Regions from separate parts of the Mus musculus genome. Here region 2 is linked to region 1. Evidence: chromatin loops called from intact Hi-C (ENCODE). Cell type or tissue: left cerebral cortex. All regions are shown on one strand.

Region 1 (8,000 bases):
AAGGAAATCTCAAAAACAAAACAAAACAAAAAATGCAAATAAAAAGATGACCTATGGAGTGGAACAAAGTATTTGAAGGTCATATATTTGATAGTAGAGTGCCCACCATATTCAGAAAACTCCCATAATTCAACAACAAAACAGCCCAAATTAAAGGGGGAGGGAGGACTTGAATGGATATTTCTCTAAAGAAAATGTGTAGTTGACATTGGAGCACATTCAGGAAACCTAAATGAAATCCACAGTGAGACACTATTTCACATACACTAGCATGGCAAGAATAAAAATAAACAACTGGCAATACGGGTTGGTGATGGAGGGAAAAGCAGACTCACATTGCTGGGGTGTAAAGAGCACGGCACCTCCACCCTGGGGAACGTACGGTGCAGACTAGAGACTCAAAGCACAGTCTCCAGTTCTCATCCTCCATGCCTGCGTGCTCAAAAGAGTGGAAAGGAAGTTCTCCAGGGTTGATTTGCATACCACATTGACAGAGCTACTTACAACAGCCAAGGCTGTAAGGATCTGGAAAGAGGGGAGTCTTGTGGGAAAGCCAGGAAAAGGTGGATGAATCGGAAGGTGTTAAGGGCAGAGACCACAGTGTGCAGGGATGCACATTCTGATGCGGAACTCAAGATCTGTGAGGGATGGAGCCTAGAAAAGCCAGGGCAGCAGTTATTGGCTACATGAGGAAGCTGTGGAGACTTTGAGAGGCTTGTAGGGCTCCTGGAGACTTTCTGGGTTATGTTTTGAATCAGGAGTAGGAAGGTTTTCATTATTGTGTTTGTTTTAGCATCAATGTGGGTTTTTTTGTTTTGTTTTGTTTTTTGCATGGTTTTGGTTGTTTTCAAGTTAAAAGGGAATTAAAATAAAAGGATGGATTTGTGCTATGGAAGGTAGTCCAGTAACTCTTCACAAAATTCTACACAAGTTCTCATATGATCCAGCAGTTTTAGTTTCAGACCATGGCTCATCAGGTGACAGAGATCTAACTGTCAAGCCTGAAGGACCTGAAATCAATCCCCTCAGATTCCATATGGAAAAAGCATGGAACCCACAGGTTATCTGTCCTCTGGCATCTACATTCACCCAGCAGCATGCTCTTGCACACGCACGCACCACACACACACACGCACCACACACACACACACACACACACACACACGCACCACACACACACACACACACACACACACACACACACACGCACCACACACGCACCACACACACACACACACACACACACACACACACACAGGCTGTCAAAAGGAAGGAAATTCTCATAAATGCTAGATCAAGGATGGCCCCTGAAGATGTTTTACTAAATAAAGGCAAGCAAGTTTGGTGACACAAAATACTGAACTATTTCACTTGTAAATATTATATAGTTAGTTAAAAGTCTCAGTAGATAGTAGGATGTTGGTTGTCAGAGGTGAGGGTTTATTCAACTGGGTCCTCGCAGTGGCTGTGGTACAGTGTGTGAACAAAATCAAGGCCACAGAATTGAGCCTCCCCAGTGTTTAAAACTGTATTGGTTTAAGTAGTGAAAAAGAAAAGCACTATATTTAAATGTAAGGGTTTCTTGAGGAAGATAAATTTTCCAGTGCCATTAAGATATATTAGATGCTCAAACATAAGCTAATGCAAAGACTTCTCCATAACGGCATGTTGCCATCTTTTGGCAGAATGGTTGTATAAATGAAGCACAGACGTGGGACGCGATGATAGAGGAAAACCCTGGCATCCCACTGGATGATGTCTGGGGGCCTCAGGTAAGAAAAGGATTAAAGCCGGGTGGTGGTGCATCCCTTTAATCCCAGCACTCAAGAGGCAGAGGCAGGCAGATATCTGAGTTCGAGGCCAGCCTGGTCTACAAAGTGAGTTCCAGGACAGCCAGGGCTATACAGAAAAACCCTATTTAAAAAAAAAACAAAACAAAAACAAAAAGATTAAATTTGACATTCAGAGTAACAAAATCTTGATGCAAACACTTTGATTTAAATGGCTTAGGAGACTTGAACACTACTTCTGAGCTAGGCAACTTGGTCTCACCCAAATTTCTAATTCAGTAAATATGAAGCAAGGTCCAAAATTTTTTGCACCCCCTCTTATCTTTTTCCCACTACTCTGCTCCACTCTTCTCCCTTCCCTTCCTCTCCTCCCCACCTTTCCATTCCCTTCTTTTCCCAGCACTAGAGATTAAATCCAGGACAATGTGTGAACTATGTAAGCATCTGGGTTACAAACCAGCTTCTAAAGTCACGTTTCTAAAAGTCCCCAGATATAGGTGACATTGCTTAACTTGGGCCTTGGCCCTATACCTTGGAAACCATGGAAGTAGCTTACAACCATCGAAGATTCTGGAAGGAACATTTCAGGCCCTCAATCCTCGGTCTACCATGTGAAAAGGAAGGACAGCCTGAGCCAGCTCTGCTTCTGAGAAGTAGCTCTTGGAACTCTAAGTTGTCAGAGACAAATGTCTGAAAGGAAAAGTGGCATTTCTGCAGGTTCTTGAAGTTGGTGTTGGAATAGATAGGGAGTGGGTGGGCACTGCAGGGCTGGCTGATTTTTTCTGTGATACAGGATGGGATTTGAGTCTCTGAATGTGAACAAGAATCTTAGACAAAGCACTCCTTGAGTAGAAATGGAGTGAGATCTGGATTCTAGGGGAGATTTGTTTTCTTGAAGACTAGGTAGGTGACAAAGTGATGGCTTAAAAATGAAAAAAAAAAAAGAATACAGAAAGAGAGGGAAAAGATAATAATAACCAGGCAGCCCAATACTATGACAGAATGAATCAAATGGAAGACAGGAAGAGGAGCAACCATTGCTCCTCCATATTAAATACCATCCTCCATATTAAAAAATAACAAAGGAGAAAATTAGAAAGAACAAAGATATTCCCATGTCTCTCTAGGAAAATGAACACAGTGATACCAGGAAATCAGGTGATGGGCAGATATTCAGTTCCCAGGCATAGTGCAAATGTCTGCTTTTATTTTAATCAAGTTCATGGCTCCATGTATTAACCAACTCAGTAAACAAGAATTCTCATAGCCCACTGTTGACCCAGAAAATATTTTGGATTTTCTTTTTCCAGGAGGGAGTCTCTCTCCATAGCCCTTGGTATCTTAGAACTCATTATATAGACTGGGCTGACTTCAAACTTATATAGCTACCCCTGCCTCCCAAGTGCTGGGATTAAAGTGTGTACCACCACACCCTCCATAGTGTACATTTCCAAGTTGGTTTACTGAAAATCCATGAACCTTTTGTCACTCCTCACTCACATGTACACCCACAGGGCTGGATCTCTGCCCTGCTACTATGACTATATCCATAGCAAACTGAAACATGGGCACCATTCTCAGCTGTAATCCCTTCTGAAAACTAAACTGAGCTCCTGCACCCACATATCTTGGACTAAGTGAGGGATCCCCCAGAAGGTCCTCTCTGAACCACGGGTGAGGGCTGGTAGGGGATTTGCCAGGCATTCTCTGCTACTGCAGCTGCAAGTAGAAAGGTGTAACCATCCATCTCTTAAGGATGTTTCCAAAATGAATGTATGAGAATCTGGGGCTGTTGAGAATGGTTAGCGGATAGGAACACCAGCTCTTAACAGAGGACCTGGTTTTTGCTCCCAGCATCCACAAGACAGCTCAAAAGCACCTGTTAATGTCAGTTCGTGGGGGTTCTGATGCCCTTTTCTGACCTGCACAGGTAGTGTTTTTAGGTGGTGCACTTGAATACAGAAAAAAAAATACTCATACACATAAAATTAAAATACACAAGACTTCTCATACATCATATGAATCAGATTGTATTAAAGTCTGGAAATAACCTTTTTCTGTCTTTGCTTGTACTCAGAACTATAGGCCTTGTTTTTCTTATGCTATTGGGAAGCCAGGAGACCTAGGCCAACCATATGAGATTCTAAACTATTCTAATAAAAACCACATAAAATGGCCCATGACGTATGCTGGAATGTATGTGTATCGCTTGAAGATCTTGGATCCAAACTATAGGTAAGAATAACATTTTAAGTAAGAATAAGATGATAGTTTCCCCCTTATGATTCTTTTTTTGCCTTTTTTGCCTTTTGGTTTAATTTGATGCCATCTAAATATCTCATTTTTGTTACTCTTGTTATTTATAAGTTTCATTTTTATTTTCTAGCAATCAGCAAACATGCTATAAAAGCAGGACATCTCATGTCACCTAGTAATTGGATCACTCAGTTTGAAATTCCATTCTGGTATTTTGTCCCCTTGACATACATATTGGCTACTTTTCCTGTTGACATGACCAAACATCTGACAAGAGAGGACATAATGGGTGAGGGATGGATTGTGGCTCAAAGTCTTGTGAGTAAAATCTACTGTGGTAGAAAAAGCATAGTGAGGGGAAAGGGAAGCGGCTAGGGAAGAACTGCAGTCAGAAGCACAGAGCAATGGCGGTCAGGCTCAATTCTTTCCCAGTCACAGACCCAGTCCGTGCAACTGTGTGAGCCATGTGAGTGGGTTTGATGTGGGTCTTCCCCAGTCAGGCACTTCTAGAAACAGCCTCCCAGATAGTCCCAGAAGGTGTGTTTCCATGGTGACTCAAAATGAAGTCAGCCTGACAATGAAGACCAAGCATCACACCTATCATGTGTTGGGCCCTGGGTTCCCTCCTAGCTCTATAAGACAGCAGAGGAAATGAAAGCCCATGAGATCATGTGCTTGGCCCTGGGGGAGACAGATTCATAAAATACAGTGTGGACTGGAACAATTAGTAATGATTATATTGGAGGATTGAGTAATAGTCTAGTAATGTGACATTATCTTTTGAGATCTGAGTTCTTCCCTCTATTACCTGGCAAACAAACATTACCTGACTGCCACCCTCCTCCCCCCAGAAGATGTGACTTTTGGTATGCTAAAAGGCTCACTGATGACTTAGGTAGTTTTGGGATACAGACTGATGAATGGAAAGACCAAAGCAAAACTAAGAGATTTATGATTTTCCTATGCCTGTAAGCCTCCAGTGTATTTATTTCCAAGGAGGCTGAAAGTTCTTAAGAAGGGCAACAGAGAGGATTTCCTTCCAAAGGAGTTCTGAGAGCTGCACATCTCCCAGCCCTGCCCACAGGGAAGAGAATGCTTCCTCACAAGCAAGGAGAAGCCTTAAGGAAAGGAACCTCTCCTGTTCATAGGTGATGGGCAGCTTAACTGATGCACAGCAATGCATGATGTAATGTCAGAGCACAAAGGGACTCTTGCCAATGTAAGGAGACAATCCAGACCATTCTGATGGAAGTACAAGCCAGTCATCCCAGCTACTCTGAGGGCCCGAGTCCACTAGATCTCATGATCCCAGGAGTTCAAGAACAGTCTGGAAGAGATTCTCAAAAATAACAAACTATAAGGAAATCAGGCTTCAAGAGTGAAATAATCCCAGAGAAATGGATAAGTGTAAAAGCCACAAGGGATCCAGGCCATGAGAAATGATTAATAGCTGATCAAGCAGACGAAGTAGCCTGCATCCTGGAAGGTGCTGGGGGACCAGCAATGAGATGGCATGTCTAAGACAGTCCATGTAATGGGTGCTGACAGCTAATATTTGGACAATCAGTACATAGGATTCTCAACTATTAAAATGGCCATGTAAACTTTTTAACATATTTTTTACTCATTGTTAGTAATTTCATACATGTTATATTAGTCAGGGTTCTGTAGAGTCACAGTCTGTATATAGTAAGCCGATATGTTGATGACTTACAGTCTGTATAGCCCAACTCCCCAACAATGGTCAGCAGCAGCAGCAGCTGTGAATGGAAGTCCAAGGATCTAGCAGTTGTTCAGTCTCACAAGGCAAGCAGGCAAAGAAGAGAGCAAATCTTCCTTCTTCCAATGTCCTTATATAGATCTCCAGCAGAAGGTGTGGCCCCGATTACAGGTCTGTGCCACCATGCCTGGATCTGGGACTTGCTTTGTCCCAGATGACCTTGAACTCAGAGATCTTCCTGTCTTAGTTTTCTGGGATTCATAGCCACTAAACCTCAAGATCTCAATGCCAAGATCCAGGTCAGAAACTTATATCTCCCAGCCTCCAGATTAGGATCACAGGTGAGCCTTCAAATTCTGGACTGTAGTTCCTTCCACATATAGTCAAGTTGGCAACCACAAATAGCCACTACACATGCATACAATGGATTTTGATCATAATCATCCTAATTCCTTCCAGACCCAAGCCCTGCTTCCTCCTCTAACCCTGCTCCACAGTCATGTCTTTGTTTTCTTTTCCTTAGCTGGCCCACTGAATCCAGTTTGTGCTACCTGCATACTCATGGGTGTGGGTCAATTTACCCCACTGTAGTTAACCAACTGGAGCCATACCATTAAAGGAAACTGGCTCTCCTTCCCTCAGAAGCCATGAACTGTTCATAGATCTTCTCTTCTCCCCATAATGAAATGTTGATTGTCTTGATCTTGTACAGACCTTATGCAGACAACCATAGCAGCCGTGAGTTCGTATGTATAGCGTGCCTGTTACATCGACAGTACTTCCTGTCCTTTGACTCTTCCCCTCCTCAACAGTCTCTGGATTTGGTGGAAAGGAATATGATATAGATGTCTTATTTGTGGCTGATCACCCCACAGACAGTTATTTTCTGCATTGTGACAATAAGTTTCTTTATTAACTGTCATCCACTGCACAAACATCTGTGTTCAGGTCTGAGTGCTGCACTAATCTATGGGTATAGATATACAACTTAGAAGGCATTCAGTACTATGTCTGTTCAGCAAGATAATAGTCATAAGTTCACACCTGAGACAGATATGTTTCCCTACCAGAGGTTCTTGGCCAGATTTACAGTACCAGACAGCATTTCTTCTTGTGGCATGGGCCTAAAAGTACAATGGGACAACTAGTGGGAGGCAGGGTAGGGGTGGTCTTAATGACGCTGGGATAATAGAACCCAGGTGAGAGAAAGGTGGAAAGGAGAAGGAGTTTTAAATGTGGCAAGGGGCAGAAGGATAAGGCAGAGGAGGTGGGGAAAACAATAACTAACACTGACGATTTTGAAAAGGCCATTTAGAAACTTCATGAACACATAGACAAATTTTATATATATATATATATATATATATATATATGGTTTTAAAAAATAAATATTTATTATTTATATGTAAGTACATTGTAGCTATCTTCAGACACACCAGTAGAGGGCGTCAGATCTCATTACGGATGGTTGTAAGCCACCATGTGTTTCCTGGGATTTGAACTCATGACCTTCGGGAGAACATTCAGTGCTCTTAACCGCTGAGCCATCTCTCCAACCCGTATATATATGTTATATATAAAATATATATAATTATTAAAATTATATAATCATATAAAAGTATATAATTTATATAATATATTGTCACTATATATAAATATATGTTAATGTTTATAAACATATGTGAGTTTAGTTGAAGATGCCCCTACTCAGGGTATAATGCTCCTTAATGAAGCCATAATTTGCCCAATAAAAAGCCCAGTGCTAGGTTTTGAATACCTCTCCTTGAGCTGTATGATCAGGGACAACCTAGAGACCCCAAATGAATACAACCTATTGTCATTGATTTTCTTTACCCAGAAGAACTGGATAGTTAGACTCTAAAGCTGAAGACCCCACACACTTTGGCCACAGGACGCAGAGAAATCAAATTGATATTGACCAGGAAGCTTCCTCCCTATTGATTAACTTTCATATTACTGGAAGGTGCTATACAGGCTGCTTGTGGCAATGTCAGCAGCACTCTAAAACACTGTGAGCCTGACAAGCTATGCCCACAGTGGTACAATGGCGGCATGGGTGCTATGGGGGTTAGCTAATAAAATTATGATCGCCTGTTCTTACATGTTCTTACATGTTCCACAACCCTGGATAAGCCTGGAAATAGGAAATAGGAGAATAATTTTAGTGATATAAAAGGGTTTAACAGACAGACAGACAGACTAGCAGACAGAGA
Region 2 (8,000 bases), 210 kb before region 1:
ATAGTAGAGTGCCTACCATATTCAGAAAACTCCCATAATTCAACAACAAAACAGCCCAAATTAATGGGGGAGGGAGGACTTGAATGGATATTTCTCTAAAGAAAATGTGTAGTTGACATTGGAGCACATTCAGGAAACCTAAATGAAATCCACAGTGAGACACTATTTCACATACACTAGCATGGCAAGAATAAAAATAAACAACTGGCAATACGAGTTGGTAATGGAGGGAAAGGCAGACTCACATTGCTGGGGTGTAAAGAGCACCGCACCTCCACCCTGGGGAACGTACTGGGCAGACTAGAGACTCAAAGCACAATCTCCAGTTCTCATCCTCCATGCCTGCGTGCTCAAAACAGTGGAAAGGAAGTTCTCCAGGGTTGATTTGCACACCACATTGACAGAGCTACTTACAACAGCCAAGGCTGTAAGGATCAGGAAAGAGGGGAGTCTTGTGGGAAAGCCATGAAAAGGTGGATGAATTGGGAGGTGTTAAGGGCAGAGACCACAGTGTGCAGGGACAAACATTCTGATGCGAAACTCAAGATCTGTGAGGGATGGAGCTTAGAAAAGCCAGGGCAGCAGTTATTGGTTGCATGAGGAAGCTGTGGAGACTTTGAGAGGCTTGTAGGGCTCCTGGAGACTTTCTGGGTTATGTTTTGAATCAGGAGTAGGAAGGTTTTCATTATTGTGATTGTTTTAGCATCAATGTGGTTTTTTTGTTTTGTTTTGTTTTCTGCATGGTTTTGGTTGTTTTTAAGTTAAAAGGGGATTAAAATAAAAGGATGGATTTGTGCTATGGAAGGTAGTCCGGTAACTCTTCACAAAATTCTACATAAATTCTCATATGATCCAGCAGTTTTAGTTTCAGACCATGGCTCATCAGGTGACAGAGATCTGTCAGCCTGAAGGACCTGAAATCAATCCCCTCAGATTCCATATGGAAAAAGCATGGAACCCACAGGTTATCTATCCTATGGCATCTACATTCACCCAGCAGCATGCTCTTGCACATGCACGCACCACACACACACACACATACACACACACACGCACACACACACACACACACACACACACACACACACACACACACAAGCTGTCAAAAGGAAGGAAATTCTCATACATGCTAGATCAAGGATGGCCCCTGAAGATGTTTTACTAAATAAAAGCAAGCTAGTTTGCAGGCACAAAATACTGAACTATTTCACTTGTAAATGTTATTTAGTTAGTTAAAAGTCTCAGTAGAAAGTAGGATGTTGGTTGTCAGAGGTGAGGGTTTCTTCAACTGGGTCCTTGCAGTGGCTGTGGTTACAGTGTGTGAACAAAATCAAGGCCACAAAATTGAGCCTTCTCAGTGTTTAAAACTGTATTACGTTTAAGTGGTGAAAAAGCAAAGCACTGCATTTAAATGAAAGGGTTTCTTGAGAAAGATAAATTTTCCAGTGCCATTAAGATATATTAGATGCTCCAACATAAGCTAATGCAAAGACTTCTCCATAACGGCATGTTGCCATCTTTTGGCAGAATGGTTGTATAAATGAAGCACAGACGTGGGACTCGATGATAGAGGAAAACCCAGACATCCCACTGGATGATGTCTGGGGGCCTCAGGTAAGAAAAGGATTAAATTTGGCCTTCAAGATTAACAAAAGCCTGCTGCTAACACTTTGGATTTAAATTGCTTAGGGGAATTGAACACTACTTCTGAGTTATTTCAAAATTTCTTGTCGTTAATCTGTTTGATGTTTTCCCTCTCTGGCACTCTTTGGTAAGAGATATACCACTAAAAATCTGAATCTGCATGGTATCAAGTGATTACTATATGTAAACATGAGGAAAGCAAGCCTTTTAAAAGACTAGTTGTCTCATGGGGCTGGAGAGAGCACGAACTGCTCGTACAGAGAGTCTGAGTTCTGTTCCCGAATCCATGCCACATGACCCTTAACTGCCTGTAACTTCAGCTTCAGGGGATCCACTGTCTTCTTCCAGCCTACTCCGGTTATACGTATACACAAGACACGTAGAGTTCAATCTAAAATGAAATCTTAAATAAACAAATTAATAAATAGTGAGCTCTAAGGGTGAAGGTAGTTTTGTTCCTTCTGTTCAATGCTACATTCCCAGCACCTAACTCATTGTAGAAAATTAATGTCTTTATAGAAATACTTCGTGAACTGTGGCTCATCACTTCCAATAAGTAATACTTATTACTTCAAATCATAAGGAATCAATGTAGTTATGGGTTCAGTTCAAACCAAACTTGCCTTCCTGGTTATTTTTGTTGTTTTTAAAAGGCACTCAAGGGTCTGGGTTGGGCCAACAAATCTTATGGAGGGCCTAACTGACACTGTGGTTCAGCAAGGACATACATCCAGCAATGAGATGGGGAATAATCATGGAATGAGCTTGAACTAGCAAGAAATAGTCCAGTGGTTTCCAAGCTTCAGAAAGCAGCAGGAAGCTTGCTGGAATAGGCAACTTGGTCTCACCCAAATTTCTAATTCAGGTCCAAAATTTTTTCACACCCTCCCCATTGTCTCTGTCCCACCCATCTGCTCCACTCTCTTCCCTTCCCTTCCTCTCCTCCCCACCTTTCCATTCCCTTCTTTTCCCAGCACTAGAGATTAAATCCAGGGCATTGTGTGAGCTATGTAAGCATCTGGGTTACAAACCAGCTCCTAAACTCACGTTTCTAAAAGTCCCCAAATATAGGTGACATTGTTTAGCTTGGGCCTTGGTCCTGTACTTTGGAAACCATGAAAGTAGCTTATGACCAGCAAAGATTCTGGAAGGAACATTTCAGGCCCTCAATCCTCGGTCTACCATGTGAAAAGGAAAGACAACATGAGCCAGCTGTGCTTCTGAGAAGTAGCTCTTGGATCTCTAAGTCGTCAGAGACAAATGTCTGAAAGGAAAAGTGGCATTTCTACAGGTTCTTGAAGTTGGTGTTGGAATAGATAGGGAGTGGGTGGGCACTGCAGGGCTGGCTGATTTTTTCTTGATACAGGATGGGATTTGAGTCTCTGAAAGTGACCAAGAATCCTAGACAGAGCACTCCTCGGCTAGAAATGGAGTGAGCTCCGGATTCTAGGGGAGATTTGTTTTCTTGGAGACTAGGTAGGTGACAAAGTGAGGGCTTAAAATAAAAAAAAAAAAAAGAAGAGAGAGGGAAAAGATAATAATAACCAGGGAGCCCAACACTATGACCGAAAGCATCAAATGGAAGCTAGAAAGAGGAGCAACCATTGGTGAATATCATTCACCGTATTAAAAAATAACAAAGGAGAAAATTAGAAAGAACAAAGATATTTCCATGTTTCTCTAGGAAAATGCACACAGTGCCAAGAAATCAGTCCTGATGAACAGGTTTCTTTTGTGGTGATGGGCAGATATTCAGTTCCCAGGCATAGTGCAAATGTCTGCTTTTATTTTAATCAAGTTCATTGCTCCATGTGTTAACCAACTCAGTAAACAAGAATTCTCATAGCCCAGTGTTGACCCAGAAAATATTTTGGATTTTCTTTTTCAGGGAGAGGGTCTCTCTCTATAGCCCTGGCTATCCTAGAACCCATTATATAGAATAGGCTGACTTCAAACTCAGAGATATAGCTGCCCCTGCCTCCCAAGTGCTGGGATTAAAGTGTGTGCCACGACACCCTCCATAGTGTGCATTTCCAAGTTGGTTTACTGAAAATCCATGAGCCTTTTGTCACTCCTCACTCACTGGTACACCCACACACCGTTAGGCAAATGGAGCAGATATGCCATGGCCGAGAGGTAAACAGAGGTGAGAAAGGGTAGGAGATGTGGATTCCTACTGCTATTTTTGTATTTCATCAGGAGGGATCGTGATACTTCATTAGGTTGAACACACGTGCTTCATATGAAATTAGAGCATAACTTACCTCCACTACCTAGTATATTGAAGATGGACTATACCCACGGTAGCACTACATTAAAAGGCCTCAACATGTAGGGGAAATAAAGAAATCAAGAAGTAAATACCATCAGATAAATCCAGTGCCACTTACCAACCATACCACTACCCCTACTCCTGACCTGACCCTATTCACCTTTACCTTTACCCTTGCACCAACACCTACCCTTACCCCAACCACTTCACACCAACCTACACCTACTCACACCCTTAGTCTAACGATTAATTTATACTTAAACTTACCTTTTACATTAACCTTGCCCCTATCCCTACCAGGACTATTCAATGGCTATAGACAGACTTTGGCTGCATGAAGCCTCCATGCTGTGGAAATAATCATGTGATCCAGGTCCGATGGAGCTGCAAACTCCTAGACCCAAAGAAAATTGCCAGGTTAGGGTTAGGTGTGGGTAACAGTCTTTCTAAATGGGAGAAATCCCATCCATCTCTAGAGGAGCCCAGTAGTTTCTTTCCAGGGACAGTCTTACCCACATAGGGTTACACCCACCTTGTACATGGGCTGGATCTCTGCCCTGCTACTATGACTATATCCATAGCAAACTGAAAAATGGGCACCATTCTCAGCTATAATCCCTTCTGAAAACTAAACTGAGCTCCTGTACCCACACTCAGCATCCCAGTTTTCACCAAGCTAAGAATACCTTGGACTAAGTGAGGGATCCCCCAGAAGGTCCTCTCTGAACCACGGGTGAGGGCTGGTAGGGGATGTGCCAGGCATTCTCTGCTATTGCAGCTGCAAGTAGAAAGATGTAGCCATCCATCTCTTAAGGATGTTTCCAAAATGAATGTATGAGAATCTGGGGCTGTTGAGAATGGTTAGCAGATAGGAGCACTGGCTGCTCTTAACAGAGGACCTGGGTTTTGCTCCCAGCATCTACAAGACAGCTCAAAAGCACCTGTTAATTTTAAGTTCGTGGGGGTTCTGGTGCCCTTTTTTGACCTGCATAGGGAGTGTTTGTAGGTGGTGCAGTTTAATACAGAAAAAAAAATACTCATGAACATAAAATTAAAATACACAAGACTTCTCATACATCATATGAATAAGATTGTTTTAAAGTCTAGAAATAACCTTTTTCTGTCTTTGCTTGTACTCAGAACTATAGGCCTTGTTTTTCTTATGCTATTGGGAAGCCAGGAGACCTAGGCCAACCATATGAGATTCTAAACTATTCTAATAAAAACCACATAAAATGGCCCATGACGTATGCTGGAATGTATGTGTATCGCTTGAAGATCTTGGATCCAAACTATAGGTAAGAATAACATTTTAAGTAAGAATAAAATTATAGTTTCCCCTTATGATTTTTTTTGCCTTTTTTTTCTTTTGTGTTTAATTTGATGCCATCTAAATATCTCATTTTTGTTACTCTTGTTATTTATAAGTTTCCTTTTCATTTTCTAGCAATCAGCAAACATGCTATAAAAGCAGGACATCTCATGTCACCTAGTAATTGGATCACTCACTCAGTTTGAAATTCCATTCTGGTATTTTGTCCCCTTGACATACATATTGGCTACTTTGCCTATTGACATGACCAAACATCTGACAAGAAGAACATAATGGGTATGGGATGGATTGTGGTTCCAAGTCTTGAGAGTAAAATCTACCGTGGTAGAAAAAGCATAATGAAGGCTAGGGGAGAACTGCAGTCAGAAGCACAGAGCAATGGCGGTCAGGCTCAATTCTTTCCCAGCCACAAACTGCAGTCTGTGCAACTGTGTGAGCCATGTGGGTGGGTTTGATGTGGGTCTTCCTCAGTCAGGCACTTCTAGAAACAGCCTCCCAGATAGTCCCAGAAGGTTTATTTCCATGGTGACTCAAAATCAAGTCAGCCTAACAATGAAGACCAAGCATCACACCTATCATGTGTTGGGCCCTGGGTTCCCTCCTAGCTCTATAAGACAACAAAGGAAATAAAAGCCCATGAGCCCATGTGCATGGCCCTGGGAAAGACAGATTCATAAAATACAGTGTGGACTAGATCAATTAGTAATGATTATATTGGAGGATTGAGTAATAGTCTAGTAATGTGACATTATTTTTTGAGCTTTGAGTTCTTCCCTCTATTACCTGGCAAACAAATATTACCTGCCTGCCACCCTCCTCCTTCCAGAAGATGTGACTTTTGGTATGCTAAAAGGCTCACTGATGACTTAGGTAGTTTTGGGATACAGACTGATGAATGGAAAGACCAAAGCAAAACTAAGAGATTTATGATTTTCCTATGCCTGTAAGCCTCCAGTGTATTTATTTCCAAGGAGGCTGAAAGTTCTTAAGAAGGGCAACAGAGAGGATTTCCTTCCAAAGGAGTTCTGAGAGCTGCACATCTCCCAGCCCTGCTCACAGGGAAGAGAATGCTTCCTCGAAAGCAAGGAGAAGCCTTAAGGAAAGGAACCTCTCCTGTTCATAGGTGATGGGCAGCTTAACTGATGCACAGCAATGCATGATGTAATGTCAGAGCACAAAGGGACTCTTGCCAATGTAAGGAGACAATCCAGACCATTCTGATGGAAGTACAAGCCAGTCATCCCAGCTACTCTGAGGGCCCAAGTCCACTAGATCTCATGATCCCAGGAGTTCAAGAACAGTCTGGAAGAGATTCTCAAAAATAACAAACTATAAGGAAATCAGGCTTCAAGAGTGAAATAATCCCAGAGAAATGGATATGTGTAAAAGCCACAAGGGATCCAGGCCATGAGAAATGACTGATAGCTGATCAAGCAGACAAAGTAGCCTTCATCCTGGAAGGTGCTGGGGGACCAGCAATGAGATGACATGTCTACGACAGTCCATGTAATGGGTGCTGACAGCTAATATTTGGACAATCAGTACATAGGATTCTCAACTATTAAAATGGCCGTGTAAATTTTTTTAACATATTTTTTACTCATTGTTAGTAATTTCATACATGTTGTATTAGTTGGGGTTCTGTTGAGTCACTTAACGTATGGGTAGTCTCTATATAGTAAGCCAATATGTTGATGGCTTATAGTCTGTATAGTCCAATTCCCCCACAATGGTCAGCAGCAGCAGCAGCAGCAGCTGTGAATGGAAGGCCAAGGATCTAGCAGTTGTTCAGTCTCACAAGGCAAGCAGGCAGAGAAGAGAGCAAATCTTTCTTCTTCCAATGTCCTTATATAGGTCTCCAGCAGAAGGTGTGGCCCTGATTACAGGTCTGTGCCACCATGCCTGTATCTGGGACTTGCTTTGTCCCAGATGACCTTGAACTCAGAGATCTCCCTGTCTTAGTTTTCTGGGATTCATAGCCACTCAACCTCAAGATCTCAATGCCAAGATCCAGGTCAGAAACTTATATCTCCCAGCCTCCAGATTAGGATCACAGGTGAGCCTTCAAATTCTGGACTGTAGTTCCTTCCACATATAGTCAAGGTCGCAACCACAAATAGCCACTACACATGCATACAATGGATTTTGATCATAATCATCCTAATTCCTTCCAGACCCAAGCCCCGCTTCCTCCTCTAACCCTGCTCCACAGTCATGTCTTTGTTTTCTTTTCCTTAGCTGGCCCACTGAATCCAGTTTGTGCTACCTGCATACTCATGGATGTGGGTCAATTTACCCCACTGTAGTTAACCAACTGGAGCCATACCATTAAAGGAAACTGGCTCTCCTTCCCTCAGAAGCCATGAACTGTTCATAGATCTTCTCTTCTCCCCATAATGAAATGTTGATTGGCTTGATCTTGTACAGACCTTATGCAGGCAACCATAGCAGCCGTGAGTTCGTATGTGTAGCGTGCCTGTTACATCGACAGTACTTCCTGTGCTTTGACTCTTTCCCTCCTCAACAGTCTCTGGATTTGGTGGAAAGGAATATGATATAGATGTCTTATTTGTGGCTGATCACCCCACAGACAGTTATTTTCTGCATTGTGACAATAAGTTTCTTTATTAACTGTCATACACTGCACAAACATCTGTGTTCAGGTCTGAGTGCTGCACTAATCTATGGGTATAGATATACAACTTAGAAGGCATTCAGTACTATGTATGTTCAGCAAGATAATAGTCATAA

What was found. A loop is a pair of places that touch in the nucleus more often than their neighbours do. Peaks named below come from ENCODE experiments on the same cell type or tissue, not always from the same donor. Only the 100,000 strongest peaks of a DNase experiment are listed, where the experiment ranks them.
Region 2: a loop joins it to region 1, with 19 times the contacts of the local background. A loop is called at or near these places in 23 of 42 quality-filtered maps.

What each region holds. Positions count from the first base shown.
Region 1 is chr1:178,152,777-178,160,776 of GRCm38, forward strand. It overlaps Catspere2 (cation channel sperm associated auxiliary subunit epsilon 2), which reads left to right. Exons shown (of 23, transcript NM_001368822.1): 20 at 1,686-1,772; 21 at 3,868-4,025. Among named protein-coding and RNA genes, the nearest start is that of Desi2, 31 kb to the right of the region's middle. In left cerebral cortex, no CTCF peak of the experiment used is centred here; a DNase peak (open chromatin) is centred at 3,405.
Region 2 is chr1:177,946,707-177,954,706 of GRCm38, forward strand. Catspere1 (cation channel sperm associated auxiliary subunit epsilon 1) reads left to right here. Exons shown (of 22, transcript NM_001368823.1): 19 at 1,528-1,614; 20 at 5,057-5,214. Among named protein-coding and RNA genes, the nearest start is that of Catspere2, 41 kb to the right of the region's middle. In left cerebral cortex, no CTCF peak of the experiment used is centred here; no DNase peak of the experiment used is centred here.